2 separate regions of the Homo sapiens genome follow, and region 1 is linked to region 2. A link is an interaction called in ENCODE POLR2A ChIA-PET data of the cell type or tissue named here. Cell type or tissue: OCI-LY7. All regions are shown on one strand. Links, peaks and the distances in the headings refer to the core of each region. The heading gives the core; the rest is flanking DNA.

What was found. Peaks named below come from ENCODE experiments on the same cell type or tissue, not always from the same donor. Only the 100,000 strongest peaks of a DNase experiment are listed, where the experiment ranks them.
Region 1: POLR2A ChIA-PET joins it to region 2 with 18 read pairs; 3 of 35 experiments call an interaction of 5 or more read pairs at or near these places.

The regions. Positions count from the first base shown.
Region 1 is chr22:35,674,240-35,689,962 of GRCh38, forward strand. No RefSeq gene overlaps it. Among named protein-coding and RNA genes, the nearest start is that of APOL6, 34 kb to the left of the region's middle. RefSeq lists an enhancer at 5,284-5,573. In OCI-LY7, for the core only: a CTCF peak has its summit at 10,202; DNase peaks (open chromatin) are centred at 7,402 and 10,222.
Region 2 is chr22:35,853,048-35,868,770 of GRCh38, forward strand. The region is part of intron 2 of RBFOX2 (RNA binding fox-1 homolog 2); the gene reads right to left. Among named protein-coding and RNA genes, the nearest start is that of APOL5, 140 kb to the left of the region's middle. In OCI-LY7, for the core only: no CTCF peak of the experiment used is centred there; DNase peaks (open chromatin) are centred at 7,204, 8,004, 8,614 and 10,550; H3K4me3 peaks cover 3,015 bases; H3K27ac peaks cover 7,263 bases.

The DNA of each region.
Region 1 (15,723 bases), core at 2,868-10,867, 180 kb before region 2:
GTGCAAGATCCAAGAACCCTCTCTTGAGGTCTGGATGGGGACCTGTTTCCAGTAACACGTTCACTCACCTGCATGCACAGTCAGTCCTCAGTAGGCCTGTATTGTTTTATGCCAGCTTCTATAGTAAGAGCCAATGATAAGACAGGAGGATTCCTGGGAGAAATGTATTTTGTGTTCTCTCTTCCATATCAACTCACCCTCTTGTTGCCTCTCTGTGTTCTCTTCCTCTCCAACCCTGGCAGTCATCCTGGGTGGGATCCTGGGTCTCCACAAAAAAGGATGTCACTGGAACCTGCTCAACCACATTCCAGTGGGAAGGAGAGAGCCCTTCTGCATGCCCCCAAGACTCAAATCCTTGAAGCTCCTTCAGGACTTCAGAACATGTAGGAGTTCTCCTGGCTGCCCAGCTCACCTATCTTAAAAATATATATTTTTTAATTTTATCTGATTTAGCTGCTATTTTGAAAGTAGTGCATAGACATTAAATACATTTTTTTTGAATTCAGGAAACTAAAACATAGGAAGAAATAATGCACTAATTAAAAGTGACAACTGTTGGTATTTTGGCATAGAAATTCCTTCCTGTGCTTTTCTTGCTTTGGGGGCTGAAATGCTGGCTTTAAGTCATTAGACTACCTGCTGGGGACCCTTTCTCAAGGCTGCATTACAAAATATGCATTATAACATATGTTTCTGCAACCCACTGAGTTTTCTTTCTAATTTCCAATTTTCTCATTTGCCTACAGATCTGTAACTTTTTGTCTTGCTGTTCTTACTGTAGTTGAAGAAATAGGCAAAAAGTCTATCTAGGTTGGTGTCTTGAGTGGCTTTTCATTGTTCTCCTCTCCTGCAATATGAGTTAATCTTCTCTAGTTGAGGTAGATTCCAGGGAGGGTGGTCCAAGACAATTGCATTCCTTCTGGACAGAATTTCCCTTAATTAAACAAGAAAACTTCAAAGAAAGCCCTTCTCTCTGCTTTGGAAGGGAAGGGGGCAGTGGCAGAAAGTCAGAGAGAGACCTTTGTAAACCAAAATAAAATTCAAAGCCCCCCCACCCCAACAACCATCTGAATGGACTTCTTCTTCCAGGTCGGAGCCCTCTAAATTTAACCTGAAAGACTGGTTCAGGTCATGACGGGAAGTGGGAGTTCGGAGATGCCTCAGTATGCCCTCCTCTCTTTTGGAATTCAGGAAAAGCCAACCAGCATTTCACATCAACACAGAACTTAAGCCTGCTATCTGGAGACTTCGTCTGCAAGATAAAGCTCTGGTCTCCAAAAACTTTTTTTTTTTTTTTCCAGAGACAGAGTCTCACACTATGCCTAGGCTGGAGTGCAATGGGGTGATCTCAGCTCACTGCAACCTCTGCCTCCCGGGTTCAAGCAATTCTCCCGCCTCAGCCTCCTGAGTAGCTGGGACCACAGGTACCCACTACCACACCCTGTTAATTTTTTTTGCATTTTTAGTAGAGATGGGGTTTCACTATGTTGGTCAGGCTGGTCTCAAACTCCTGACATTGTGATCCGCCCGCCTCAGCCTCCCAAAGTGCTGGGATTACAGGCCTGAGCCACTGGGCCTGGCCCTATTGTTAATAATTCTTTCAACCAATTGCCAATCAGAAAAATTTTTAAATCTACCTATAACCCTATAAACTGGAAACACCCACCTCCCCAACAAGTTGTCCCAATGTTGGAAGTAAACGCTCAGTGCCGCCAAGTGAAAATAGCACTCAGGCAAAAGTTTTCTCAGCAAGGCAATTTACTTCTATAGAAAGGTGCGTCTCGCAGATGGAGCAAAGGCAAGAGCACACTGGACAAGGGAGGGGAAGGGGGTCTTATTCCTAATGCAGCTAGTCCCTACTGCTGTGCCTTTCCCCTATTGGCTAGGGTTGGACCATACAGTCTAAGCTAATTCCAATTGGCTATTTTAAAGAGAGTGGGGGTAAGAGCCAGAGTGGTGGGGTGAGTGTTTTCAGCGGGAAGGATGGTTACAGAGCAGGTGACTAAGGATGACTAGGGACAGAGCAGGTGATAGAGGATAGGAGGGGATTGTTTACTGAAACTAGGGGCAAGGAGACATAAAGAATGAGGAAGTTAAACTTTAAAATAGAGAACAAAGAACAGGGGAGCTGAACATACTGATACATTGGTTTTTTGGAGAGGATCTCAGAACTCATTGTACTTAACAATTTTCTCCCTCTTGAATTTTAAAGGAAGTTAACAGGCTAAAACCTTTGAGGAGGAATTTATTATATCCTGCACCAGCTTTCCAGACTGGACCAATATATATCTTAAATATATTTGACTGATGTCTCATGTCTCCCTAAAATATATAAAACCAAGCTTCACCCTGACCACCTTGGGCATAAGTTCTCAGGATCTCCTGATGGCTATGTCATGGACCATGGTCACTCATATTTGGCCCAGAATAAATTTCTTCAAATATTTTACAGAGTTTGACTATTTTTGAGGCCTCTGCAGTATTTTCTACAGTTCAATGCTTTAGTTTACCACAGGTGTTTTTTTCCTTTTTTTTTTTTTTGAGACAGAGCCTTGCTCTGTCACCCAGGCTGGAGCGCAGTGCCAAAATCTTGGCTCACTGCAACATCCACCTCCCAGATTCAAGTGATCTCCTGTCTCAGCCTCCCGAGTAGCTGCGATTACAGACACCCCCCACCATGCCTGGCTAATTTTTGTATTTTTAGTAGAGATGGGGTTTCACCATGTTGGCCAGGCTGGTCTTGAACTCCTGACCACAAGTGATCCACCTGCCTTGGCCTCCCAAAGTGATGGGATTACAGGTGTGAGCCACTGCACCTGGCTGAGCCCTCCTGTTTTGTTCTTTTTCAATATTGTAATGGCTATTCAGAGTCCCTTAAGAGTCCATATAAATTCTAGGATGAATTTTTCTACTTCTGCGAAAAATGTTGTTGGGATTTTGTTAGAGCTTACAATGAATCTGTTGATCTCTTTGGGTAGTATTAACATCTAAACAATATTGTCTTCCAATCCATGAACACAGTATGTCTTTCCATTTATTGATGTCTTCTTTAGTTTCTTTCAGCAACATTTTGTAGTTTTCAGGATACAAGTCTTTCACCTCCTCGGTTAAGAGGCACTAACAATTTAAAGCTGGTTCTTGTCCACAGTAGTTCCCTACAGCAAATGTGAAACACAACTCATGTTGCAGTTTAAAGGTACCGAGTACAGCCCTGGCTGAGAAACTCTGTAAAAGGAGAAAAAAAAACTTCCCCAGCCCCAGCAACCAATACCTAAAAGATTTGTAAGCAGAAATTTTCATTCCTGTAATTTATTCATTCTCTCAGCTGCACCTGTTTGTTAAGGCCACAGGGGCTGTCATCAACTAAGAGCTATTCCGGTAAAGCAAACAAACAAACAAACAAAAAAACCCTGGCTCTATTTTCAGCAGCTACCCAGCTCTGTGGGTGCCAAGTCCATGACCCCGCATGACTTTTGTAACCCAAAGCCAAAGGCCGGAATTTAGGCTCAGGCAACACAATCTCTGGGTGTTATTTTGCCCCTTAAATTGCACTCTTTGTACAACGTTTCTGGCCCCATGCAATAACCCAGAAATAGACACAAGAATTAGGCAGATGGAGATAGAAATAGCGCCTTAATTACTGATGAAGCTGTTAGAGAATGAGGTTCCTTCTCTCCGAGCCATGTGGGCTTATGAATATTTCACCCCACCACTGGACAGATTATCCATCCCTGGAGCAGGAACCCTGGACAACTGTGTGCCTCTCCAACAGGGCTTGTCTCTCTGACACCTGCAGCTTGAAGGAGCAGAACTAAATACGTGCTCTCCTGTATGTAGGTAGATCCTAAGGAAAGTTGAGAAGAAAGGGCTAAGCTAGGCATGACTCCACTCCTTCAAAGATTAACAGATACATTTCACCCCCTCCCTGCAGGAGGCTGGGAGCTTTGCTCCCATAAAAGTTCCAGCACATAGAAACAAGAAAAAGCAAAATAAGTGTTTCCTCCTATATAAAGCAATTTAAAAGCTTAATTTACACCCATACATTTGCTCCTTACAAGCAAAGAATAAATTTCTTTCAAATGCTTCGGGATCATTTGTAAAAATATATCAAGCACTAATCTACAAAGAAAATCCCAATAAGATTTTTTTAAAGTAATTATAGAAGCTGCCTTCTATGACCATACTGCAATAGAGCTGTAACTTAACAATATAAGGATGATCAATTTTTTGCTCATTTTCTATTTTAAATTAGGTTTTAAAATATGAAGTGTGCAGTTTAATTAATGTTTACTTACTTATCCACCACATAACTACCACTTGATGAAGATACGGAATGTTTCCAGCACTCCAGACAGCTCCCTTTTATTCCCATCCGGTCCATATTCACTGTATATGCTTTCTATGGATGCTGCAATAAATTACCACAAATGTAGTGGCTTAAAACAATACACACTTATTGTCTCACAGTTCTGTAGGTGAGAAGTCTAGGTAAAGCTCAACTGGGTTCCCAATCTTATCTTGGCCTTTTTTTTTTTTTTTTTTTTGAGATGGGGGTCTCGCCACATTACCCAGGCTGGTCTCGAACTCCTGGGCTCAAGCAATCCCTCTGTCTTGGCCTCCCAAAGTGGTGGGATCACAGGAATGAGCCACCATGCCCAACCTTGTCTTAGCATCCAACTACCAAAGTCAAGGTGTTGGATGGCCTGGGCTATTGTCTGGATACTCCAGGGGAGAAACTGCTTCTAGGTGTCTTCATGTCATTGGTAGAACTGACTACTTCTCATGATTTCCAGAACAATGACTCAAGTCCTTGTCACACTTTGAGACTTCTGACTTCCTCTTCTGCCGCATCTCTCTACCTCCAGCCAGGGAATGTTCTCTGCTTCTAAGGGCCCGTATGATTAGATTAGTCCCATCCAGATAATCTCTGTCTTTTAATGTCAACTCATTAGTAACTTTAATTACATCTGCAATGTCCCTCTTGCCAGGTAACATAGCATATTTATAGTTTCTAGGGATTAAGATGGGACATTCTGGGAAACTGTTATTCTGCCTGCGATATCCACTCTTCTGATTTGTCACCATTGATTAGTTTTCCTTGTCCTTGACATTCATATACATAAAATCATACAGTACTCTTTTGTACTCAGAGATATATCTGTGAAATTCATCTGTGTGGTTATGTGTAGCTTTAGTTAATTATTTTTTACTGCAGTGAAATTCCGTTATATACCAAAATGCATTCTTCATTCTAATGATGAACATGCTTGAGGCTATTATAAATAAAGCTGTTATGTATATCCCTGTTAATGTGTGTGATATGGTTTGGCTCTGTGTCCCCACCCAAATCTCACCTTGAACTGTAATAATCCCCAATGTCGTGGGAGGGACCTGGTGGGAGGTAATTGACTCATAGGGGCAGTTTCCCCCATACCGTTCTTGTAGTAGTGAGTAAGTCTCACAAGATCTGATGGCTTTATAAATGGGAATTCCCCTGCACATGCTCTCTTGCCTGCTGCCATGTAAGAAGCCCCTTTGCTCTTTCTTCATCTTCCACCGTGATTGTGAGGCCTCCCCAGCCATGTGGAACTGCGAGTCCATTAAACCTCTTTCCTTTATAAATTACCTAGTCTCAGGTATGTCTTTATTAGCAGCATTAAAACAGATGAATACAGTATGTTTTGGTAGTTTTATACACTCACTTCTCTTGCACATATAGCAAGTAGTAGAATTACAGTTTGTAGAGTGTACATATTTTAGCTTTAATAAACACATCTGAAGTGATTGTATCTATTTTCATTCCCACCAGTAATGGTTAGAGTTCCAGTTGTTCCACATCCTCACCATCATTTGTATCGTCCCTAAAAAATTTTAGCCAGTTTGCTGAGCATGTAGTGATATCTTTGTGATTGTGATTTTAATGTATATTTCTTTGATGACATATGTTTGTTTGTTTGTTTTTGAGACGGAGTTTAGCTCTTGTCATCAAGGTTGGAGTGCAGTGGCACAATATCAGCTCGCTGCAACTTCCGCCTCCTGGGTTCAAGGATTCTCCTGCCTCAGCCTCCCTAGTAGCTGGGACTACAGGTGCATGCCACCACGCCTGGCTAGTTTTTTGTATTTTTAGTAGAGATGGGTTTTCACTGTGTTAGCCAGGATGGTTTCGATATCCTGACCTCGTGATCCGTCTACCTCAGCCTCCCAAAGTGCTGGGATTACAGGCGTGAGCCACAGTGCCCGGCCTCTTTGATGACATATGATACTGGTATCCATGTGCTTATTGGCCCCTTTAATCTCTTTTTTTGTGAGATGCCTGTCCAAGCCTTTTGCCCATTTTTATTCTGTTATTTTTCTTATTGATTGAAGAATTTATTTTTTTTTTACATTGAAGTCTTTTGTCAGATATATTTATCATAAATATCTTCTCTCAGGCTGTGGCTTGAGGCACTAACAATTTCAAGGTGGTCCCTAAACTGATAGTGTCTTACTGATATATACCCTCTTACTGGTATATGTATTTTTAAATTTTTGGTACAATATATATAATATGAAATTTACCATTTTAACCATTACAAAGTGTACAGTTCAGTGGCATTAAGTACATTCACATCGTTGTGCAACCATCCCTACCATCTATCTCCAGAACTTTTTTCATCTTGCAAAACTGAAACTCTCTACCTATTAAACAATAACGCCTCATTCCCCCTTCCCCTATACACTGGCAATCACCATTCTACTTTCTGTTCCTATGAATTTGATTACTCTAAATACCACATATGAGCAAAATTATGCAGTATTTTTTTTGTGACTGATTTCTCTCTCTCTCTTTTTTTTTTTTGAGACAGAGTCTCACCCTGTCGCCCAGGATGGAGTGCAGTGGCATGATCTTGGCTCACTGCAACCTCCGCCTCCTGGGTTCAAGCAATACTCCTCAGCCTCCTGAGTAGCTGGGATTACAGGTCCATGCCACCACACCCAGCTGATTTTTGTATTTTTAGTAGAGATGGGGTTTTGCCATGTTGGCCAGGCTGGTCTCAAACTCCTGACCTCAAGTGATCCACCCGCCTCAGCCTCCCAAAGTATGGGGATTACAGGCGTGACCCACTGCACCTGGCCTGGCTTATTTCACTTAGCATAACGTCTTCAAGGGTAATCCATGTTGTACCATGTGTCAAAATGTCCTTTCTTCTCAAGGCTAACTAATATTGGATATATATATTAGGTTGTTGCCAAGGTCATTATGGTTTTTGCAATTAAAAGTTAAAAATTAAACGAAAACTGCAATTACTTTTGCACCAATCTTTGTTGTACCACAGTTTGTTTATCTATTCATCCATTTGATGCAGGGTTTTTGCTCCTTAGTTCAGCTAAATCCAGGTTTTTGTCTCACGACCAAGAAAAATTAGGCATGCAGACACATTGAAGGGTGAGGTGGGCAGAATTTACTCAGTGAAAGGAAAGCTCTCAGCAAAGAGAGGGGCTCTGCAAGCAGATTTCCATTTCACAAATTGAATACCGGAGCCACTAGACACAAGCTGAAGAGGTCAGGATCCTCCCCTGCATAAAGTGTGAATTTCTGGTAGCTCCACCCCATTCCCCCAGGGCATGTGGGCCTCCAGTCTGCTGTGGGTATGCCCAGGCAAGCTCCCTGTGCAAGTTCCCTTATCTGCATAAAGTGTCTGGTGATTACATCTGGTGATTTCATCTGGTGTAACCTGGGGTGGGTCGGAGTTTCTCCAGGGACCCTTTCCTATCTGCCTCAGCATTTGGCCATCTCCTGCCTCTATCACATTTACACTTGGGTTGCTTCCTCCTTTTAGCTATTGTAAATAGTGTTGCTATAAACACGGGTGTACTCTTACTGGTATATTTTAATGTACAAAATTTCTTAGTGAAGTCCAAGTTATAAATGTTTTCTTCTATCTATCAGTTCTTTTAATGTTGTGTAGAATATTTGCATATCCCTAGATCGTGAACATATCCTCCTCTGATTTTTTCTGTAAGTTTTATTGTTTTATTTTAAGCTTTAAATCTGTCATAATCAGCAATTGATTTTTATGTGTGATGTGAGGAGGGAATCAAGATTCACTTTCTTTGGCTGGGCACAGTGGCTCATGCCTGTAATCCCAACAGTTTGGGAGGCTGAGGTGGGTGGATAACATGAGGCCAGGAGTTCAAGACCAGCCTGGCCAACATGGTGAAATTCCATCTCTATTAAAAATACAAAAATTAGCCAGTCATGGTGGTGCGTGTCTGTAATCCGAGCTACTCAGGTGGCTGAGGCATGAGAATCACTTGAACCTGGGAGGTGGAGGTTACAGTGAGCCAATATTATGCCACTGCACTCCAGCCTGGGAGACAGAGTGAGAACTTATCTCAAAAAAAAATTTCACTTTTTTCCCATATGAATATCTAATTGATCATCACCATTTGTGGCAAAGACCTTCCTTCTCCTACTGCATTGCAGGGTGCCTTTGTTGTAAATGAGGTGGTGGTACAAACACAAGGTTAAACAAATAGACCAACAGAACTTATACAGTTTGTTTCTGGATTCTCTGTTTTGTTCCATTGGTCTATTTGTCTGGCCTTGTGCAATACCATACTCTTAATTACTGTGGATTTACAATGAATCTTTTAGATCTTGTGATGTAAATTTTCCAACTTGTTCTTTATCAAGATTGCTTTTGTTACTCTAGGTCGTTTTTATTTCCATATAAATTTTAGAATCAAATCAACTTGTCAATTTCAATAAAAATATCTGCTAGTGTTTTATTGAATCTATAGATCAATTTGAAAATAATTGAATTCTTGACAAAACTGAATTTTTCAATTCATAGTATCTCTCCAATTATTTAGGTCTTTCACTTATTTTAACAATGCTTTGTAGTTTCAGTGTCATGAAAATTATTTCCTGGATATATTCTTAGGTATTTGATGTGTTCTAATATCATAAATTATTTATTTCATTTTATTATTGTTTGTCTCTTAGTATGAAGAAATACAATGCATTTCTGTATACTGACCTTGTATCCAGGGAGCCCACTAAATTTATTATAATCTAATGGCTTATCCGTAGATTATTTTAGATTTTCTACATGTACAATTACAGTTGAGCCTTGAACAACATGGGTTTGAACTGTATGGGTCCCCTTATATGCAGATTGGAGAAGGGATGAGAGAGAGCGAGAGAGAGAGAAGGAATGAGAGAGAGAGAGAAGTGATGAGAGAGAGAAGGAGAGAAAGAATGAGAGAGAGAGACAGGATGAGAGAGAGAGAGAAGGACAGAAGGAATGAGAGAGACAGGAGAGAAGGAGTGAGAGAGAGAAGGAATGAGAGAAAGAGAAGGAGAGAAGGAATGGGAGAGAAGGAATGAGAGAAAGAGAAGGAATGAGAGAGAGAGAAGGAGAGAAGGAATGACAGAGAGAAAGAGAGAAGGAATGAGAGAGAGAAAGAGAGAAGGAATGAGAGAGAGAAGGACAGAAAGATTGAGGGAGAGAGAAGTAGAGAAGGAATGAGAGAGAGAATGACAGAAAGATTGAGGGAGAGAGAAGTAGATAAGGAATGAGAGTGAGAAGGAGAGAAGGAATGAGAGAAAGAGAATGAATGAGAGAGAGAAGGAGAGAAGAAATGAGAGAGAAGGAGAGAAGGAATGACAGAAAGAGAGAGAAGGAACGAGAAAGAGGAGAAAAGGAATGAGAGAGAGAAGGAATGAGAGACAGAGAGACGGAGAGAAGGAATGACAGAGAGAAAGAGAGAGAAAGAATGAGAGACAGGAGAGAAGGAATGACAGGGAGAGAGAAGGAGAGGAGGAGAGAAACTGACATGGACTCTGGTGGACATTTGTAAAACATCACAGCCACCCAGCACTTGATCGGTAAACTCACTTTCCCAGCCACCAAGAAGCTGGAATGAAGACATAGGTGATCTGCCCTGGGATGGAATTGGAAGCTGACTTGGAGCTGGATGCAGTAACTGATGTGTCCTGATCCCCTTTTGAAAAGAGTATTTTTGTGTGTATGTGGGCTAAAAGGGGTTTATAAATATTATTTTCTGTTACTTTGTTTTGTTTATTTAAGTGTGTGTGTGTGTGTGTGTGTGTGTGTGTGTACTTGCTGATGTTGGGTAGTCAAAGGCTTTGTAGACTTTGGTGATTCTTTTTGCCCAGTAAACACTTTTCCTCCATTTGGGGGCGCTCCCTGCTCTATAGCTCTTGGTGGGATGTGGCAATAGCCTCTGACTACAGAAATCAGATACTCATTCCCAGCCTCTCTTGATGCAGAGATGCAGCCAAACAGATGTACCCATATTAGACTTCAAATCATGAGCTCCCTCCAGAATCTATTCTGGGGATAATGGCAGCAGTTACATCCTGTTTCCAGAGCCAACAGCATAAGAGGCTGTAGTCGTGTATCCAGCATTGGTCACGTTGGTGACAATGGTGCTGAAGTCAGAGCTGTCTGTGCCTACCAGTGCTTCCCACTAAACCACTTTTCAGTGTGATTTTGGGTGCTGTTCCTGAGGGTGTTTCTTCTGGACACAGATTGTATATAGGCCATTTTTCCTTCTCTCCTAGAGAGCTTCTGAGATACCTAATATTTGGTAATACATTGCTTTTCTGATTAAGCTAGTTTGGGTTCACTTTGTTAGCAGCTAGGAATGCTGACTGGTTCAGGAATGAATTAGGTCATAAAATGAAAAGTCCAGCAATGTCCCTGCTTCAGGTAAGGTTGGTTCTAGGTGCTCAACTATATACTAGGACTTTTTTTTTTTTTTGAGACAGAGTCTCACTCTGTTGCCCAGGCTGGAGTGCAATGGTTCAGTCTCAGCTCATTGCAACCTCCACCTCCCAGGTTCAAGTGATTCCTGCCTCAGCCTCCCAAGTAGCTGGGATTACAGGCAAGTGCCACCACACCCCACTAATTTTGTACTTTTAGTAGAGATGGGGTTTCACTATATTGGCCAGACAGGCCTTGAACTCCTGACCTCAAGCGATCCGCCCCCACCTTGGCCTCCCAAAGTGCTAGGATCACAGTCATGAGCCACCGTGCCTGGCCTAGGACTCCTGTCTCTCTCAGGTCTGCTTTCCTCCACGTGGGTTTCTTTCCCAGGAATGACCTTTGTACAACATGGAAAAGATGACCATCAGAGATCTAGATTTGCCTTGTCCTTTAACTAGCAGCCCCAGAGGGAAGGGCGTCCATCTTTCCTACCTATTTCTCCCACAGAAGTCCTGGGAATGGCTCTGCCCAAAGCACCAGCATGGCAGAGGTTCTGCAGTTAGTGTCTGAGAGCCTTAGTGTTTCAGCAATTTTTTTCACAGCTTCCCTAGGTCACAGAAATACTGAACAGTTCAATTACCAAGTGGCTAGGTCCAAATGGTTTGTGAACCTCTGCAATCCACTCATGGGATAGGCCGGCTGAGTCAGGCACCCACCTCTGCAAAGGAGGTGCACCCACACTTCCAGGAAGAAAATTATGATGGGCAAAGTATAAAAGATATCCACCATTCCTCTGTCCTGATGGAACAGCCTTGGCAGGCCTGTGTCTGGTAGATATAAACAGAGTGTGCGCGTGTGATAGGTAGCATATGATCAGCAGAAGAGCTGGCCTGGGTCTGGGGCTCTGTGGAGCGCATCTGGTTTATTTATAGGTTGCTCGTAACCCAACCTGGATCCTATTAAGTAACCTGTAAAAACAAGCCACACCACCGAACATGGAGGTCCAATGCCGATTCATGACCCTGAGAGCTCCATCCTGAGGGGGCGGGCCCGGAACGTGAGTACTGCATTTGGAATGAGGGATGCGGAACCGTGGGAAGGGACAAATCAGTTGCATTTATCTTTCCTTTTTTGCCCAAAAACCCAATAAACACACCTCTTCCTTGTTTAGTTCCTGTGCTCTGAGGGTGAATTGCAGCATGTCTAGAATGAAACTGAGCGGTTGTACTAAACTTGCTGCCTGGCACTGATGTTGCCCAAGGCAGGAAAGCCGGTGAATAGTGTCGCTTTGTAGGCAGGGGGGCAAGGAGGAGTTTGGCGTGGTTTGTACCAACTTGTCAGCATTGTTTATTGATAACAGTAAGACTGATTTTCTCCTGGTGAGACCCCCAGAGAGCTGTGCTGCAGAAGCTAGTTATGTAACAGGAATTTGTGTATGTGACCTGTGAAACATAAAAAACCCCAGCCGAGACTCTCTTTTGGGCCCCTTAGTTCTGTGGTGCTCTGTGCACCTGCCAAGGGTTCTGTATCTGAAAGAGGAAGTGCATTTTGCCATGACCATACAGTAGAGAGGACAATAGAAACCCAAACCGGCCCTGCCAGACCCCTTGCTGTGAGCTGGCCATAGCTGTGATGCACATCTTCTTCTTTTTTTTTTCTTTGGTCTCTGTTGCACAGTGGAGTCCAGTGGCATGATCATATCTCATTGACGCCTCCAACTCTTAGGTTTAAGCGTCCTCCCACCTCAGCCTCCTGGGTAGCTAGGACTACAGGGGTGTGCCACCACACCTAGTTTTTGTTTGTTTGTTTGTTTTGTTTTGTTTTGTTTTTCTTGAGACAGAGTCTTCCTCTGTCACCCAGGCTGGAGTGCAATGGCATGATCTCAGCTCACGGAAACCTCTGCCGCCTGGGTTCAAGCAATTCTCCTGCCTCAGCCTCCCAAGTAGCTGGGATTGCAGGTGTGCACCACCACACCCAGCTAATTTTTTGTATTCTTAGTAGAGATGGGGTTTCATCACGTATGCCAGGCTGGTCTCAAACTCCTGACCTCAGGTGATCCACCTGCCTCAGCCTCCTAAAGTGCTGGGATTACAGGCGTGAGCCACTGCACTCAGCCCAGGCCTAGTTAATTTTTAAATTTTTTGTAGCAATGGGAATCTCATTCTGTTGCTCAGGCTGGTCTCGAACTCCTGGTCTCAAGCAATCCTCCCACCTCAGCTCCCCAAAGTGCTGAGATTACAGGTATGCACCACCATGCCCTGCACACATCCTGACTTTAATGTTAGCTGTAGAGTGCTCCTTTCTCTTCAAGAATCTATAGATTTGTAAGCACTGTCATTTGGAGCCCTATAAATCATTAGCAATAAATCCTGTAACTGGCACTCTTAGTGCAGTCCCTAAGGTTAAAATGACTCGATTCTGTCTAATTGGGCTGAGAAGGACATAGATGTGTTAGTCTCTAGTTTCTCAAGCTAATCCACATGCCATTCTGCTGATAGAGGATTCGCATTCAAAATATCTATAGATATTGCCAGATTCTCATGTCTATCAGTAACGTGTGGACAGGCCTTTTGCACTACACTGTCATCAAAATTCGAGGTGCTCAATCATTTGCATTTTTGCCGTCTGAGAGGTGAAACATTTGATGTCATTGCCTGCACTTGTACTTGGCAAAATCAAGCATGCCAGGAAGGGAGTGTAGCTTGCCTATCTCCCTTGGTTTCCTGAGGAGGTTGCCAGAAGTGTAGTGCTCTCAGCAGCCCCTACGGAGTGAAGAATCCATTATTTCAGAGGAGATCAGAGCAAGCCAGAACTTGTGGTTTTACAATATTTTAGTTTGGGGTCAAGGGTTGATCGGCATTCAAGATTCATTCTTGGGCTGGGTGCAGTGGCTCACACCTGTAATCCCAGCACTTTGGGAGGCTGAGGGGGGTGGATCACTTGAGGTCAAGAGTTCAAGACCAGCCTGACCAACATGGTGAAACCCTATCTCTACCAAAAATATAAAAACATTAGCCGAGTGTGGTGGTGTGTGCCTGTAATCCCAAATACTTGGGAGGCTAAAGCAGGAGAATCACTTGAACCCGGGAGGCGGAGGTTGCAGTGAGCCAAGATCACGCCACTGCACTCCAACCTGAGTGACAGAGCGAGACTCCATCTCAAAAAAAAAAAAAAGATTCGTTCTTGTGACATATAAGGGAATGCTTCTATATCACAGGTACATCCCACCACATCCCACTACTTACTGCACCATCGCACCCACTTGAGGTTTCAGTGCAGCAAGCCTGACCATGCCCTACCACACCTCACACCTTTTCAGATCTGTGGTCCATTTTCTTTCTGTCTGCCTATACTTTTCTTGTTAATTTGTAGACACTCTTTACATATGATGCATATTAACCCACGGTCTGTCACATGTACTGCAAATATATTCTTCAGTCAGTCATTTGCCATTTTACTTTCCTTGTAGTTTTTTTTTTTTTCTATTCAGAGTTTTAAAATGTGACATAGACATTTTCCTTTAGGTACCTGGATTTCATGCCATGCTAAGAAAGGCCTTTATTCATCCAACATTATAAAAATGTCCTACATTTTCTTCTGGTATTTTATACTTTTATGTTTTATGTTATCAAATAAGAAAGGATGCTATTTGTTATATAGTATCATGTTATGTTTGTATAGCTATATGTTATTAATATAAGTGTTCCAGAAATTGTATGAAATTCCTAGAAATCTGATATATCCTGGTATAATGTTATCAGCTTTAATTCCAGTTATCTTAAAATGTCATATACCGCATGAATAACTAAATTTTCTTATGAAAATTCAGATGAACTCTCATGAGATCATTAACCATGGCCATTTTAATTTTTTTTTCATCCACCAAGCAGTTATCATTTACTCTGATGCTTTCCTGAAAGCACTTGCAAATCGCTATGACACAAAACTTCAAGAGATTCATAAAAAAAAGACTCAAGCACAGGTGTCTGATAACTTTTAAATCACACTGTTGAACCCATTAAACTGGGGTTGTTCTTAGCCTTACAGCCCTGTGAATGGGAGCTGGATGACTTCATAGAGACTTCAGAGAAATTGCTACAACAGTTTATACCTGGACAACCTTGGTGCCTGAGGCTGTGTTGGCCACACAGAAAGTTCACCAGAAACCTGATGATATCACCAGAGACATCCAAGCTGCAAGCCGGGAACACCCATCGGATTGAAACTGCCACACCAGAAGAAGAAAAAACAAATGCTATTTCTATATGAATACATCAGGAATAGATGCCCAAATCTGGGATCTTTAGAAATATAAAAGGCCAGGTCCAGGTGCTCCACCAGACGTGGGAAATACCGTCGACTGATCTAGTTAAATCAAGAGATTAAATCTCGGCTCTTGGGGACCCTAGTTTCAGGGTACTTTCCAAACTCTTGGCATTATCCTGTCATTAGTCCTACTGATAACATTTCCTATATGTTGCTTCTCTCAAGAGTCTTAAATGCTTGTGAGCAGCCACTGACTCATCACATGATCTCAGGAGGATGGAGGAACAAAAACTGCTTCAGTTGGAATTGTCAAAAAAAGAAAAAAGCCTACTGAAACTCTGCTTCACAGTCTTCAGACGGCCATGGAGACAAAGACATGTGGAAACCGAGTGTAGCGCTAAGCAGTGGGTCACACTCTGAGTCCGACTGAGAGAATGACCCAAATTGGGCAGTTGTTAAAAAGAAACAGGAAAATAGATGACCAGGTGTGGTGGCTCACACCCGTAATCCCAGCACTTTGGGAGGCCGAGGTAGGTGGATCACTTCGCCAACATGGTGAAACCCCCTCTCTACAAAAAGTACAAAAAAATTAGCCTTGTGTGGTGGTGTACGCCTGTAATCCCAGATACTCCGGAAGCTGAGGCATGAGAATCACTTGAACCCAAGAGGCAGAGGTTGCAGTGAGCTGAGATCGCGCCATTGCACTCCAGCCTGGAGTATAAGACCCTGTCGAAAGAAA
Region 2 (15,723 bases), core at 3,220-11,219:
CTTTGGAAGGCCAAGGCGAGCGGATCACCTAAGGTCAGGAGTTTGAGACCAGCCTGGCCAACATGACGAAACTCCATCTCTACTAAAAATACAAAAATTAGCCGGGCGTGGTGGTGGGTGCCTGTAATCCCAGCTACTCAGGAGGCTCAGGTGGCAGAATCATCTAAACCTGGGAGGCTGAGGTTGCAGTGACCCGAGATCGTACCACTGCACTCCAGCCTGGGCAACAAAGTGAGCCTCTGTCTAAAAAAAAAAAAAAAAGAAAGAAAGAAAAATATTATGTTGTTTAATAATGTGTTATAGTTCTATATTTGTAAATGAAATTATATAGGGGTATGCATGCATGTATGAATCTATGTGTACATCAATCAATAAATTATGTATGTAATTAGACTTTGAAAAGCAGTGCTCCAAATAAAATGAAAAAACTAAAAAATTTATTGTGTAATTAGTTAAGCTTTTATTAAGTCACATATAAGTTAGACATGTATGTATATGTATACACATATACGTAATGTATTGGTTGACATACACACCAATATATGCCATATGTCCACACATTATATATACACATACCATTATATGCCATACATATACATATATATACACACGTGTGTGTGTGTGTGTGTGTGTGTGTGTGTGTGTGTGTGTGTGTGTAGCCATTAAGACAAAACTAGTACCTCCAGGCGGTGGAATGGGGTGGTGGCTGGTTTTCGCTTACTAATTTAGAGATAAATTTCCAATCGTTCATACACATTTAAATTAGCATTAACTGCTCCTATAATTTGTTAAAAGTTTAAAGGAACCAAAACAGATTTTACTTTCAATACAAGTACTTTAAAAATTATTAATATTCCCATGGTCTCTGATTTATATGACTAGGCCAGGCACGGTGGCTCACGCCTGTAATCTCAGCACTTTGGGAGGCCAAGGCAGGTGGATCACCTGAGGTCAGGTGTTCGAGACCAGCCTGACCAATGTGGTGAAACCCCTTCTCTGTTAAAAATACAAAAAATTAGCCAGGCATGGTGGTGCATGACTGTAATCCCAGCTACCTAGGAGGCTGAAGCTGGAGAACTGCTTGAATCTGGGAGGCGGAGGTTGCAGTGAGCCGAGACTGTGCCACTGCACTCCAGCCTGGGCAACGAAAGCAAAACTCTGTCTCTAATAATAATAATAATAATAATACGACCACATTTGCTTTACCTAACATAATGTGATAACTATAAACTCTCATTTAAGACTAGAGGATATAGGCTGGAAGCAGTGGCTCATGCCTATAATCCCAGCACTCTGGGAAGCTGAGTCAGGAGGATTGCTTGAGGCCTGGAGTTTGAGACCAGCCTGGTCAACATATTAAGACCCTGCCTATAGCCCCGCCCCAAAAAAATTAGCTGGGTATGGTGGCACACAGCATGTGCCTATACTCCCACCTACTTCGGAGGCTGAGGTGGGAGAATCACATAAACCCAGGAGGTCAAGGTTACAGTGAGTTATGATCATGCCACTGTACTCTAGCCTGGGCAACACAGCAAGACCCTGTCTCTTGAAAAAAAAAAAGACTAGAGGATATACACAATAAAGAATCTTAATCTTTAGATATATGATTAAGATATCTCACCTAGGTTCTGCTGAAACCATGCCCAGGTATAGCTTAAATCATCAGCTCTTCAGAAAAATGTCAAAATAATGTAATATTTGAATTATAACTCTTATACTTTATCTTGCCTTTTACCCATTTCTTTCTGTAAAATTTTTTTAATTGCTATAATTTGAAGACTAATAACTTAGTCAAACCAAAATTTGAAATAATACTGATGGAAAAAAAAAGGAGAATCTTTTACCTATAAGACAAAACACACTACAAAAAATCAAATTATAAACTTGAAAGGTTTCTCTCTCTTTTCTTGATATGGTCTTTCTTCAGAATAATGTAGCCTCAGTTATTAACAGAAAGAAATTCCATGCATGGATCAATAGCTCAACATCATTCTTTCAGTATTTTTCCCATTTATCAAAATGATTTTAAAAATAGAAACAAAAAATGAAAATATTTTCAACTCAGAAATTACTCCTGAGTCCCCTCCCTCATCAGAAAAGACTGGGTATTTCCTTAAAATTTTAAATAATATATTTACTCAAAAATTCTAGAAATAAAAAGACTAATTTTCCACAATAAACTCAAGAGTTATTGGCTGATGATGCCAATCTATTCCACTTTCAAGTTTACACTCTACAATATTATGGATGCTTTTATAGTATTAAAGTTCATGTGTCCTGATCAATAAAAAACATGAATTCAGAAAATAGTCCTTCATGTATATTTCCATACATCTCTTTAGCAAAGACATGCAATACCAATTCACTTTTTTTTTCTGAGACGGGGTCTCACTCTGTCACCCAGGTTGGAGTGCTATGGCACAATCTCAGCTCACTGCAACCTCTGCCTTCTAGGTTCAAGGATCCTCCCACTTCAACCTCCCAAGTAGATGGAACTACAGGCGCATGTCATGGCTCCTGGCTAATTTTTTCAACTTTTTTTGTAGACATGGAGCTTTGCCATGTTGCCCAGGCTGGTCTTCAACTCCTGAGTTCAGGCGATCCACCTGCCTCAGCCTCCCAAAGTGCTGGGATTATGGGTGTGAGCCAGCATGCCCAGCCCCAATTCATTTTTCAACATAAGTTTTAACACTTGGGTCGGGCACAGTGGGTCACACCTGTAATCCCAGCCCACTGGGAGGCTCAGGCAGGCGGACTGCCTAAGTCAAAGAGTTCAAGACCAGCCTGGGCAACATGGCAAAGCTCCATCTCTACCCAGGCCTGGTGGCACATGCCTGTAGTCCCAGGTACTCGGGAGGCTGAGGTGGGAAGACTGCTTAAGCCTAGGAGGTGGAGGTTGCAGTGAGCTGAGATTGTGCCACTGAACTCGAGCCTAGGAGACAGAGTGAGACTCTGTCTCAGGAAGAAAAAAAAAAAAAGTTTCAACACTTAGCACACTTAGAATGTCTGTTGAACAGAAATTTAATGATATCAGGGAGAAACAGACCTAGACTTAGAAACAGACCTAGTTATTCAAAATCTAGACCTAGAAATAGACCTCGTATTTAAGAGTGAGATATTTAGAAATTATCATGAGATTTGTAAGGTTTAAGTTTTGCTAAGGATAAGGTAAATCAGTCTCATGCCAGAGGACATGGTTGATGATGCTGTAGTGTTATCTGTACACCGACATACAACCCTTGGGATCTCAAGACTTAGCAAGCACTGGTTAAGTTCAGTCAATCAAATTAACCAGAAAATATTTAAGATTCTTTTCCTCCTCTCCTATTCTCTCATTCCTGTTTTCTTCTCTCTTTTTCTTTCCCTTCTGCCCATGCCACAATCCTGCCAAATGTTTAAGGATATTAGCTATGCCTCAGGGTAGAATGCTTTAGCAAAGATTGCCGAGATTTCTGCCTGAGGTATAAATTTGGTTTTAGTCACAGTATTCTTAGAAGGTTCCAAAGATTCTATATTACCCTGTGCACCAGGGTAAGACAGAACTTCAAAAAGAGATAGGTCAGTTCTAGAGGCCAGGAGGGGAAAAAAAAAAAAAAAGAGCAAAAGAGCTAGGGCTTGAGCTGGAAGGATGAGGATGGGACAGGGGGTGGAGGAGGAAGATATATATGCAGGCAAAATATGTCATTAGAAATATGCAACACTGGGCCAGGCACGGTGGCTCACACCTGTAATCCTAGCACTTTGGGAGGCTGAGGCGGGTGGATTGCCTGAACTCAGGAGTTTGAGACCAGCTTGGGCAACACGGTGAAACCCATCTCTACTAAAATACAAAAAATTAGCCAGGCGTGGCCACGTGCGCCTGTAATCCCAACTACTCGGGAGGTTGAGGCAGGAGAATTGCCTGAACCCGGGAGGCAGAGGTTGCAGTGAGCCGAGATTGCACCACTGCACTCCAGCATGGGTGACAGAGCGAGACTCCGTCTCCAAAAGGAAAAAAAGAGAAAGAAATATGCAAGACTGACTGACTAAGGGATTGTGTGACCAGTTTACTTGACTATGGGTAGGTGGTGGCAAATGACAAGAAAAGTAGGTAGGTTCACTATGGAAGGACTAGGACATCCTGCTACGTATTTCAGATCTGATCTTTAAAGATTGAGCAAGAGGAAAAGAGTGCTACATAAATAACGTTTTGTGAAAATGGCTCTGGTGGCTGCAGGTAAGAATGAAAAAGGGAACAACCTAAAGGTGGGGAAACCAATTAGCAGCTACCATTACAAGAGGTTACAGATGACTAATGCAAAAAATACATATTAGCAGTAGGAATAAAGAAGGTATAGATATATAAGAGATGACGAAGACAACATCCACAGTAATTGAAGACTGTCCACATGTAGGGTATAAGAGAAAGGTTCTAATTCTAGCTAACTAGCCAAATAAGAATAACACTGCTAATACAGACAAATCTGAAGCATAAACTGGTTTGAAGTAATGGTAGAGAAGGTATAACAGGTACTCGGGGTTGAAGGTACAGCTAGAGGAGAGGTCAGGGTTAGACACGAAGATCAAAGAGAAAAGGAGAAATAGCCATGGCCATAATGGGGTTGAGATTCCTCTCCCACACTGATGCAGTCTGTAACATTTATTATACATCAACCATGTACTCCAAAAAAAGAAAAGTAGAGACAAAAGAAAAATGGGAGGTGGAGGGGAGACACAGACAGATAGAAGGCAAAGGCTGAAAATAGAACCTTGAGGAATCCTTGCTTCAAGAAGGCAGAAATAGAAACAGAGGATAAAAAGATTAAGCATAATCGTGTACTATTCACAAAAGCCAGGAATACAGAGGACATCTGTTTCTTTTCTTCGATCTCACATCCTTTATACTAGGGAAGGTATTTCATAAATTGATATCAGAGGTGAATATATAACAATGCCAAGTAGAAATCTAGAAAGGTTAAAGAAAATGAGAATTTAGAAATAAATGACTGAATTTAGCAAACAAGAGTTAAAGAGTTTTCAGAGCACTGTTTTAGTAATATGAGTAAAAAGAATGGTAGCAAACCTGATAAACTCATGGTCAGAATGAAAAATAGACAAAATGCCTGCATATAAATTTTAACAAACTTTCTATTGGGATACTTGATTTCCAAGTGGCAATAAAGTACAAAACCAATTATTGATACATTCAACTACCCACAGTTGCCTCTATCAAGGAGAATTTTTACTTTATTTTGTTTGGTTTTGGCCTCTGTGCCTTTGATCATGTTTTCTTACCCATTTCAAAATGCCCAAATCTTAAAAATGCTACCTTAAATGCCATCTGCTCCACAAAGCTCTTCCTGATTACCTCCAACTAGAAGTGATTTCTCTTTCCTCTGAACTTATATGGCATTCTCTATTTGTTTTTAGACATACTTATTTTATTGATTAGATGAATTCTCTAAGGATAGAACCTGTCCATCCATCTTCCTATTTCTCACAAATAATTAAGCTAAAGGCCAGGCACGGTGGCTCAGGCCTGTAATCCCAGCACTTTAGGAAGTCGAGGTGGGTGGATCATTTGAAGTCAGGAGTTCAAGACCAGCCTGGCCAACACGGTGAAACCCCAACTCTACTAAAAATACAAAAAATAGCTGGGCGTGGTGGTGGGCACCTGTAATCCTGGCTACTCAGGAGGCTGAGACAGGAGAATCGCTTGAACCCGGGAGGCGGAGGTGGCAGTGAACCGAGATCGTGCCACTGCACTCCAGCCTGGGCAACAAGAGTGAGACTCTGTCTCAAAAAAAAAAAAAAAAAAAAGAATTAAGCTAAAACAGTTTATACAGTATATGCTCATCAGTATATGAAAAGAGAAGGTCTGCAATAAATTCAAACTACAAATCAGAGGTAACTGAATGAATCACCACATACAGACCATCCCTAATTTGTTAGTCAGTCAATATTCATTCAATCATGATATCTTCAACATTGCATGAAGGCCTACAAACAGCAAAAACTATTCAAGAGCTGAAAATACAGGGGAGAAAAAGTAGAAAATAATACACACCAAAATACCATTCGATAAATGCCACGCTTATTCCAATATGGCTTGGGAGAAAATAAAGCAGCAATTGCTACTATAGCCACCACCACCACCATCTAATTTCTCAGGGTGAAGAAAACCCAGAAATATTTCACAAGCAATTAATGCTTAAAATGTACTTTAAAAAAACTAGCGGGAGTTTTCTAGATGGATTAGGGTGGTGGTGGGAAGCTTTGAGGCAGTGGAACAACTTTTCAAGTGCATAAAACAGCATAGCATACATGAAGCCATACCTACAGAAAGGCAGGCAGGTCAGCATACCCAAAAAAAGTCAAAAGCCTATTTAAAAATATCCATGGAAGAGTTCTATTGATTCTAAGGTACTGAGAAAATTGTAAGGCTTTCTACACCAATGGAAATCTTTAAATTATACCTACCAGAAAATAGCAAATCATAGTTAAGTATGGAAACACTCCTTTGCATGACACATGGTACAGAAAGGAAGTATGGGTAATAACAGAGTAAACCATGGAATGGCTGATATGCATTTCTGTTTTGGAATGAGAGACATGGCATACAAACTGTGAGGCAAGGAATTAGCAGTTTTGTTAAAAGTGTCATTCATAAATCAGTAAATGGATAGGACAATAGTTATTCACTTTTTGTTTTTAAGTTAGAGGCAGGGTTTTCACCATGTTGGCCAGGCTGGTCTCACACTCCTGACCTCAAGTGATCTACCCACCTCAGCCTCCCAAAGTGCTGGCATTACAGGCATGAGCCACTGTGCCTAGCCATTAGTTATTCACTTTAAATTTACAAGACAATATATAAAGGTTAAGGGGCAAAATGTAAAACTTTCAGAGCAGGAAATAATTTTAAATATTCTAATACTGTTAGGGAAACATACCTAAAAATAATTTCACATACATTATCTTATACAACAAAACTTTTTTCTCTCCATAATAACTTTTATCTCAACTAACTCATAATACCTTTTTGGTGAACTACAAAAAATTGGTCATAATATTTCACAGCTCCTCCATCAAGAAGTGGAATTTGTTTCTTCCACCCCTTGAATTTGGTCTTAGCTTTGTGACTCACATTGGTCTTGGGGATATTAGCAAATATCACACAAGCAGAGGCTTGACAGGTGCCTGTTCACTGAGGCTTGCCCTCTCTTGCTACTCTCTGGAACCCCGACACTACTGTGTGAAGAAGTGTGAAGGACGAGAGCAAGTGGAATACAGATGAACTGCTCCAGCTGAGCCCCCAGATCAACTAACCTGCCAACTGCCAGACATGAGAGTGAGGTTATCCTAGACCACTGAGGCTCAGCAAATGCGGCCAAGACTAAAACAATCACCCAAACTCCTGACCCGCAGAACTCTGAGCAAATAAATGATTAACACTTTGTTAAGCTATTAAGTTGTGGGAAAGTTTGTTACACAGCAAAACCTAACTGACACAATTTCATTGCATAACATGAAGATGTAAACCTCAATACTGACACCAACACCACACTGTCTGCAGGCTTTAAATCAGGCTGTGTTAGTCCTGCAACTTTGTTTTCCTTCTTCAAAGTTGTTTTGGCTATTCTAGGTCTTTGGCATTTCCATATGAGTTTTAGAATCAGCTTGTCAATTTCTACAAATATCTGGCTAAGATTCTGATTGGGATATACACTGAATCTACAGATCACTTTGGGGAGAATTAACATCCGAGAGAATTGAGTCTTTCTGACTATCAACACAGTATATCTCTCCACTTCATTCCACTATTCAAATAAAGGGTTTTTAAAGATTATGACTATCTTTTCTCTAGGCCTGTACTGAAATCGAATGCTATACCTGATGTTTGTAACACTTATCATTTCTTCTGAAGTCTGCTAGATCCCATAATACTCACATCCCTATAAGACTGTATGATACTGGTGTCAAGAGAGAAAAATAGATCAGTGAAACAGAATAGAAAGTCCAGAAATAGATCCACAGGTGCAAACGGAATTCAGTAGAGAAAGAACAGTCTTTTCAACAAATGGTGCTGACACAACTGGATGAAAAGAAACGAGATTTATACTTCTTTCCAAATACAAAACAACTCAAAATGGACCACATACCTAAAAATGTAAAAGATAAAACTGTAAAACTTCTAGGAGAAAACTTCTGTGACCTTGGATTAGGCAAAGATTTCTAAGCTATAACATTAAAAACATAATCCATAAAAGAACAATAAATTGGACTTCATTTAAAACTTCTGCTTATCAAAAGACACTGTGAGGAGAATAAAAAGACAAGCCACAACTGAGAGAAAATGCTTGCAAAGTATACACCTGATAAAGGACTTGTATTCAGAATATACAAGAACTCTCAAAATTCAACCATAAGAAACAAAACAACCCACGTTTTTTAAAAAATGGGCAAAAAAAATGAACACCTGATTAAAAGAAGATGGTAAATGAGATAGTAAACAAGCGCATGAAAAGAAGCTCAGTATCATTATTCACTAGGAAATTAGAACCTATTAGTATGATATCACTACATACCTATTTAAAAGACTTCGACAATACCAAGCTTTGGCAAGGCTATGGAGGAACCGAAAGTCTCATATGCTGCTGGTGGAATGTAAAATGGTATAACCAATGTGGAAACAGTTTAGCAAGTTCTTATAAATTCAAACACACACCTACCATATGATCTATCTATTCTAACTATTTACCCAAGAGAAAAAAGAACATATAAAGAATATGAATATGAATACTCATAAAAAATCTATTTGTCTGGCCTAAAACTGGAAACAATCCAAATATCCATCAACAGATAAGTAATAGTGATAAACAAATTGTCATATATCCACAATTACTACTACTTAGAAATAAAAATTAATGAACCACCAGTATATACAGTAACATGGATGAATTTCAAAATAATTATGCTGAGCGAAAGAAGCCACGCAAAACAGTACTTATTGTATGAGTCCATTTTTATACAATACTAGAAATTGCCAACTAATCAATAGTGACAGAAAGCAGATAAGCGGTTGCTTGGAGATGTGCTGGGGAGGTAAGAGCATATTGGGAGCACTACAAAGGGGCATGAGAAAACTTACGGAGATGATTCATATGTTAATTATCTTGGTTGTGGTGATTTCACGGGTATATACATATGCCAAAACCTAACAAATTAATTTTATATAGGTGCAGTTCATTGTATATCAATTATACCTCCATCGAGTTGTTAAAAAATTAAAATAATGAATTCTTGTCCCACTTAATGCAATGAATTTTTGAAGGGTTAGTTATTTTCTTTGGAGGGGGGGGGGAATGATAAAAGGAGATGGGGGAAAGGCATCCGTCTTCCCTAAAACACTACAGAAAAGGTCTTCTGAAAAGGAAGACTGGTAGCAAATTCCTTCTGATCAGTCTAGATTAGCCCCCTGCTAGAGAACCCCTTTAGCACGTGCATACATCCTCCTCACTTTGCCAGACATATCATCGTTTCTGTCTCTCCCACTTCAGGAGGGCAGGTACTACATAGTCCACCTTCTTCCTTAAAGTATCCCTAATACCTAGCAGAGTACCTGGTTGTAGTACACAAGCAACATCACATGTGGGTAAGAGTTCAGGCCTCTGTTAAGCCAGGCTACTTGATTCGAATCTTAGCTCCATAACTTCTTAGCTGTGTAATTTGAGAAAAGTTATTTAACACCTCTCTGCCTCAAGTTCTTCGTCTGGAAAAAGAAGATAATAATAGTACCTATCTCATGGGGCTGCTGTGATGACTAAATCAGTTGATATATGAATAGGCCTGGCATATACTGATTATTAAATTATAGTTGATGTTATCGGCGTCATTGCTGTCGTCGTCATCATCATTATCTCTGATAATTGAAGGACATTTAAAAGAGATTGAGAATTATCTGAATTACGAAGCTAAATCTATATCTGAGGAATAAGTGGCCTCAACAGCAGGCAGAAAGCATATAAAGAACTAGGTAACTGTGTTAGGAGGAGAAAAGTCAGCTGGGGGGCAGGGGAGAGCACCTACCCATACCTAGCACAGGGCATTTACGTTATTTTTGTAACATATTGTTGTTATTTTGTAAATATTTGTAACATTTTACAAAATATGTTATTTTTGCAAATATTTGTTATTTTGTAACATATTTATGTTATTTTTGTAAATTTATGTTACATTTCTGTAACATAAATCAAGTGAGAAGACTACCCTTGACCAAGAAGGGAATATCAATAAATAAAGGAGGAGAGAAAATTGAAGTGATTTTTATGCCAAAGCAAATTTCCTTAAGCACAAAGCAGGCAACATGTTCTCTCTTTAACAGTACCGAAAAACAATAAGAAGCCATTCTCTTGCGTTCAAAATAAAAAGCTAATCCAAAAAGGCGGCCAGGGTGTCTTGAGCGTGTACCTGCCCCTCTTCTTGGATTGTGTTCACTATGCTCATGCCTTACAGATGAGCTGTCAGGAATCTGACAGCTGCACCTGACTCTCATACCTACTGGGGATAGAGACAGGGCTCTAAGAGCAGCAATGTAGCAGTTGTGGGAATCCTTGGGTTAGCACTAGCCCCTTGATCCATTCAGACCTGTAATCTCTTCTGACTTTGATTTAATGCAGCAATTACTGGTAATGTGGTTTGAAGGAGATAAATGCCCAGTGTAGCCAGCTGTCGTTTACCCTGCTCACGATGCAAGAATATTTTTAAATTAAAATTCCCTTTATGATAAAGGAGCTGCTTCACTGAATGTTTCTGTGCAGCTCTGATATGGAACTTCCCCCAAAGCGGATTAGAAATCGAAGTTGCCCCTCCTCACTTCGGGCAAAGCATGCATATATACAATTACTCCAACACCTAAAGTGAGTTCCTTAACCCTAAATTTCCCATTTATACAATTAGATCCTGGTAAAAACTTCTTCTGCTTCTCAGATCAGTGTCAGCATTACATGATTTTCATTAATAATGATTCATCTGTTTTTGCAAACATATTCTCTTAATTTCCTTTTAAATTAATATGCAAAGTAAACATTCATAATCATATATGCATAAAAGACCTTTTTACCTATTTCACTTGGAAAAAATAAAGTACAGCTGAACATAAAATATCAAAAAATAAAGCCAGTTTTATTTTAACTCATAATACAATGTTTTGCTACACTTTTTATATCTAGGAATCTGAGTAATTAAGTCATAAGTGAAATAAACATAGAAGGGTTCATAGTACCTACCAGGGTTTTTTCCCCATGACCTGAAACCACTATAATATAGCAATTTAAGGAATTTACATAAGTTACTCAGTCCAGGTCAAAACTGTATAATGTGGGCAAATCAGTTGAAAACAATGATGACAACCACCACCCAATAACTAGAGGGAACATAATCATGTGAGGCCCCAAAGGTGAACATTTGGTACAGGTTTACTGGTTGCTGAATCAATCAATAAAAGTTTTGATCTAATTCTCAAACTTCCCACCCCCAAAAGTAGAAATAAGAAAAATAATAACTTATACTTAGGATCTATTACTTTGATTGCTTGGAGAGGATGGTCACTGACAATTATCCTTTGAGAAATGAAAGAAACAGAGCACAAGGTCTGAATCAGTTATATTGTGCAAAGTAGAAACAGTGACTTAAGACCAAATGTGTATTTTCTTTTCCTAATGCACACAGCACCAGTTCAGGGCAAAGGTCAAAAGCTAAGAAATGACTTTTTGTTCCACTATTAGAAAGCAGTGTCTCCATTGCAATTAATTCATCCAATATTTTTTGACTAAGAGCTTCTAAACTGAAATAACATCCCACTTTCAGAAGAGTGCCATATGCCTTCTCAGGAAATCCAAGGCTAAGACTAGATTCCCTCTCAGGAGGCCCTGCCAAGACCTACTTTAATCTTAGGTTTAAGAATACAGAACTGATGTCATCCTTGCAATACTAATGCTACTCTGCAGAAGTATTCATGGGTCTTTGGCTCTCTTTGAGAAAACTGATCTTCTCTTTCATAGAAAGATAGATAACTTTGGAAAAATAACTGTATGAATATATACTACATACATGGATGGATGGATGGATGGATGTATATCTCGGCCCTTGGAAAAAAAGCCTGGCATGATTAATAAGATTAAAGAGGGATTTAGGATAAATAAGATGAAAGTTAGTATGATCCTTACAGGATTAAACCCTAAATCCTAGTATGAATCCAATGAGTTTTTAAGATCAACACCATATAACAGGATTAAATCAATAGCCACTTTTGTTTTATATTGAAAACAATCATAGTTGGTAACACCAGGCCTATAGCACCAATTCCTCAGTTAAACACTGAGGAGTTCAGGACTAAACAGGGGCTTTTCCTCTGACTAGGCTTGGTGACTGCCCTACCTACACAGGTCCAAAAACCCGTATCTTTAATTCCAGCGTTCAAAAAGCCTGGAAAACTAAGTTTCTTTCTTCACCATCCTTTTCCCCTCCCCCATCTTTATTATTATTTTTTTTTGATGGTGATAGAAGAGGGATTCACTTTGATAGAAGAGGGATTCACTTAGTGACAAATGTGACCTAAACTAGTGTGGATATAACAATATTATGGTGTGAATATTCAAAAACATTTAGCTGCAAATAGATGAGTATGATTACACAGTGTTGCCTCTTACCCAAATACTGGTGGTTAGCCTAATATAGGGTACATGTATTGCATATTCTTTCTAAAACCCAAAAGATTCCAAATGATAATACATATCTGGCTTCCAGAGTTTCAGATAAAGGACTGTTGTGTTGTTCTTTAGCTAAAAAAAAGGCAGCTATGCCATGAATAACAGCAAATCAAGGAAAAAAATTAAAATTGTTAACACAATAAGCAACAACATGCCAAATATTGGCTATCACACTGTAGCCAGTGTGTCTAAGATGGATATGCACTGGGGATAAATTAGAAGACACAGAGATCCAGCTGGAACTACATATGCTACAGATTGATAATTACATTTTAATAACTAGAAAAATAGTATATTTTAAGTAAAATTTCTCAAAAGGTTGGTTTAGGGGTAAGCTTTTAAAACCTGCCATCAATCAAAAGCAAACAATAACAAAAGACTTTTGGGGGTATACCAGAAAAGACAACGTGAAGGTTTATTCAAACTGCATAATTAAATATGTATTTCCTAAATACCTTTGTAGTCTTATGATTCTTAGAATTTTAATTCCTAAAATAAACACAGAAAGGCAATTTGGAACATAATATATACGCCATTTTTTTGAAAGTGCATACATTAATTTTCAAACTCATTTATATTTATTAATTTCAAACAATTTATCTTGGAATATTTATATTTATGCATTAATTTACACACATGCATCTCTTTGATAGACATACTATTATTTAATTAACATAAAACAAAACTACAGACTTCTGCTTCCAGGAAGATGGAATACACATACTTTTCCCTATCCCTCCCACTAAGTACAATTTAAAACCCTAGACATTTCATATATTAAACATAAGATGACTCCTCAAAGGTTGAAAGAAGCAAGAAAACTAGACAGGGTGGTGAGTTCCTTGGGTTTTCTTCTTGCCTCATGTAGCCCAGACTTGCAACTAAAGGACCCAGAAACACCAACAGGCACTGACAAAAAAAAGCCCCCAGTGAAAGGCTCCTCTCAGCCAAAGAACAAGAAAAGGGGTGGCCTAGCAAGACAGAAAACATGCAGGCTGCCTTAATCCAGCCAAATACCACTTCACTCCCACTCACGCCAGGAAAGGCCAAGTGAGGAGCCTTCACTTCTACCCTGGCCAGGCTCTAACCAGGAGTCTCAACATCCCCATCCAAGAAATATCACAGAATTAGAGAGCCCTTGGAGCCCTACAGAATGTGTAACAGTATCTACGTTCAATGTCTTGATTTCATAACTGCATTGTGGTTATGTAAGAAAACGCCTTTATTCTTAGAAAATAAATATGAAATTATCTAAGACTGAAGGGATTTTATATGCACACACATGCACACACACACACACTTAAAACGTACTTTCAAATGGTTCAGAAAAAAAGAGAATAGTACAGCAAATGTGGCAAAATGATAAAGAAAAGAACCTTTTAAGGTTAACAGATATATTCACTACCTTTCCTGTGATTGTGTCACAAGTAGTTTGCCTATGTCAAAATTCCATCAAATACCACACTTGAAACATTTGCATGAATCTACAATTATCTCAAAACAAAGTTTAATGAAAACAAAATCTACTTGGCACTGAAATCCAGAATAATATGAGTACATCTGCCAGCAGTTTTATATTTTGATGTCACCCAGAATGCCATAAAGTGATGACACCTAATGTTTGTAATGATTATATCATGTATTTCTTCCTTTGGAGTTACCAAATCATTGTATGGGCTTTACAATGTATTCTTTGCGTTTACTAGACACACAATTGCTCACACCATAGGACAAAATCAGTATGCAGAAACCACCTTGTAATAGCCTTTTTAATTTGTTATTCATGTTTCTTAAATATACTAACTAAATATTGTTGCTTTGGTAAGGGTTACCAGAACTTAAAGAGATGGGCCCTCTGTAAGTAAGTTTGATTAGCTTTTTAAAATTAGCATTCTTTGAAAACTATTTTATGAAGAAAAAATTAAGGGCTCCCATCTTCCATTTGACCATCAGTTCTACAATTTAAAATTTTTTTAAATTTTTTCTTTTTTACCTCCAGAGGAAGTTCCCTTGAATCCTCTTAGCCAAAAACAAAATATGACTATCAAACAAAAGACATAAACACTTTTAGATATGATTAATTGCCAACGTAATATCCAACACAGCATATCACACCACTTTTTAAAAACCAGTTCTGCCAGGCACAGTGGCTCACACTTGTAATCTCAGCACTTTGGGAGGCTGAGGTGGGAGGATCCCTTGAGCCTAGGAGTTCGAGACCAGCCTGGGCAACATGGCAAAACCCTAACTCTACTAAAAATACAAAAAATTAGCTGGGTGTGGTGGTGTGAGCCTGTAGTCCCAGCTACTCAGGCGACTGAGGCAGAGAAAAACCTGAGCCCAGAAAGTTGAGGCTGTAGTGAGCCACAATGGCACCACTGCACTCCAGCCTGAGCAATGGGACCTGGGTGACAGGAATGACATGCTGTCTCAAAAATAAATAAACAAATATAAAAACCAGTTTTTATATTACCTATATAAACTATTGGAACTTAAGAAAAATTAGGATAGAAATTTTGGCTTGAATCAAATAAGGACCAATACTAATATGTAGAACCTTCATAGAAAGTGTAGGTTAACACCATAGTGCTTGTTACTTCCCATTTTAAACAGCAAAAGTGAGAAAGGATCTATCACAGATACTTTTGGAATAATCTTTTTAAAATAAGATAATAGGCAGGCGTGGTGGCTGACACCTGTAATCCTACCAATCTGGGAGGCCAAGGTGGGAGGACTGCTTCAGCCCAGGAGTTCAAGACCAGCCTGGACAACATAGTCAGGCCCTGTCTCTATTTTAAAAAAAAAAAAATTAAAAACTAGCCAGGTGTGGTGGCACGTGCCAAGTTTCCACTAAGTATGGGCACTAGTTAATGTATTCTTAATATGGTTGAGCTTCACAAGGCCCATGATCTCCTGAAAACTGTGTTGCAAAATGTTGTAAATACGTACACTGTTCTGGGGACCTAGTCCAGAGATT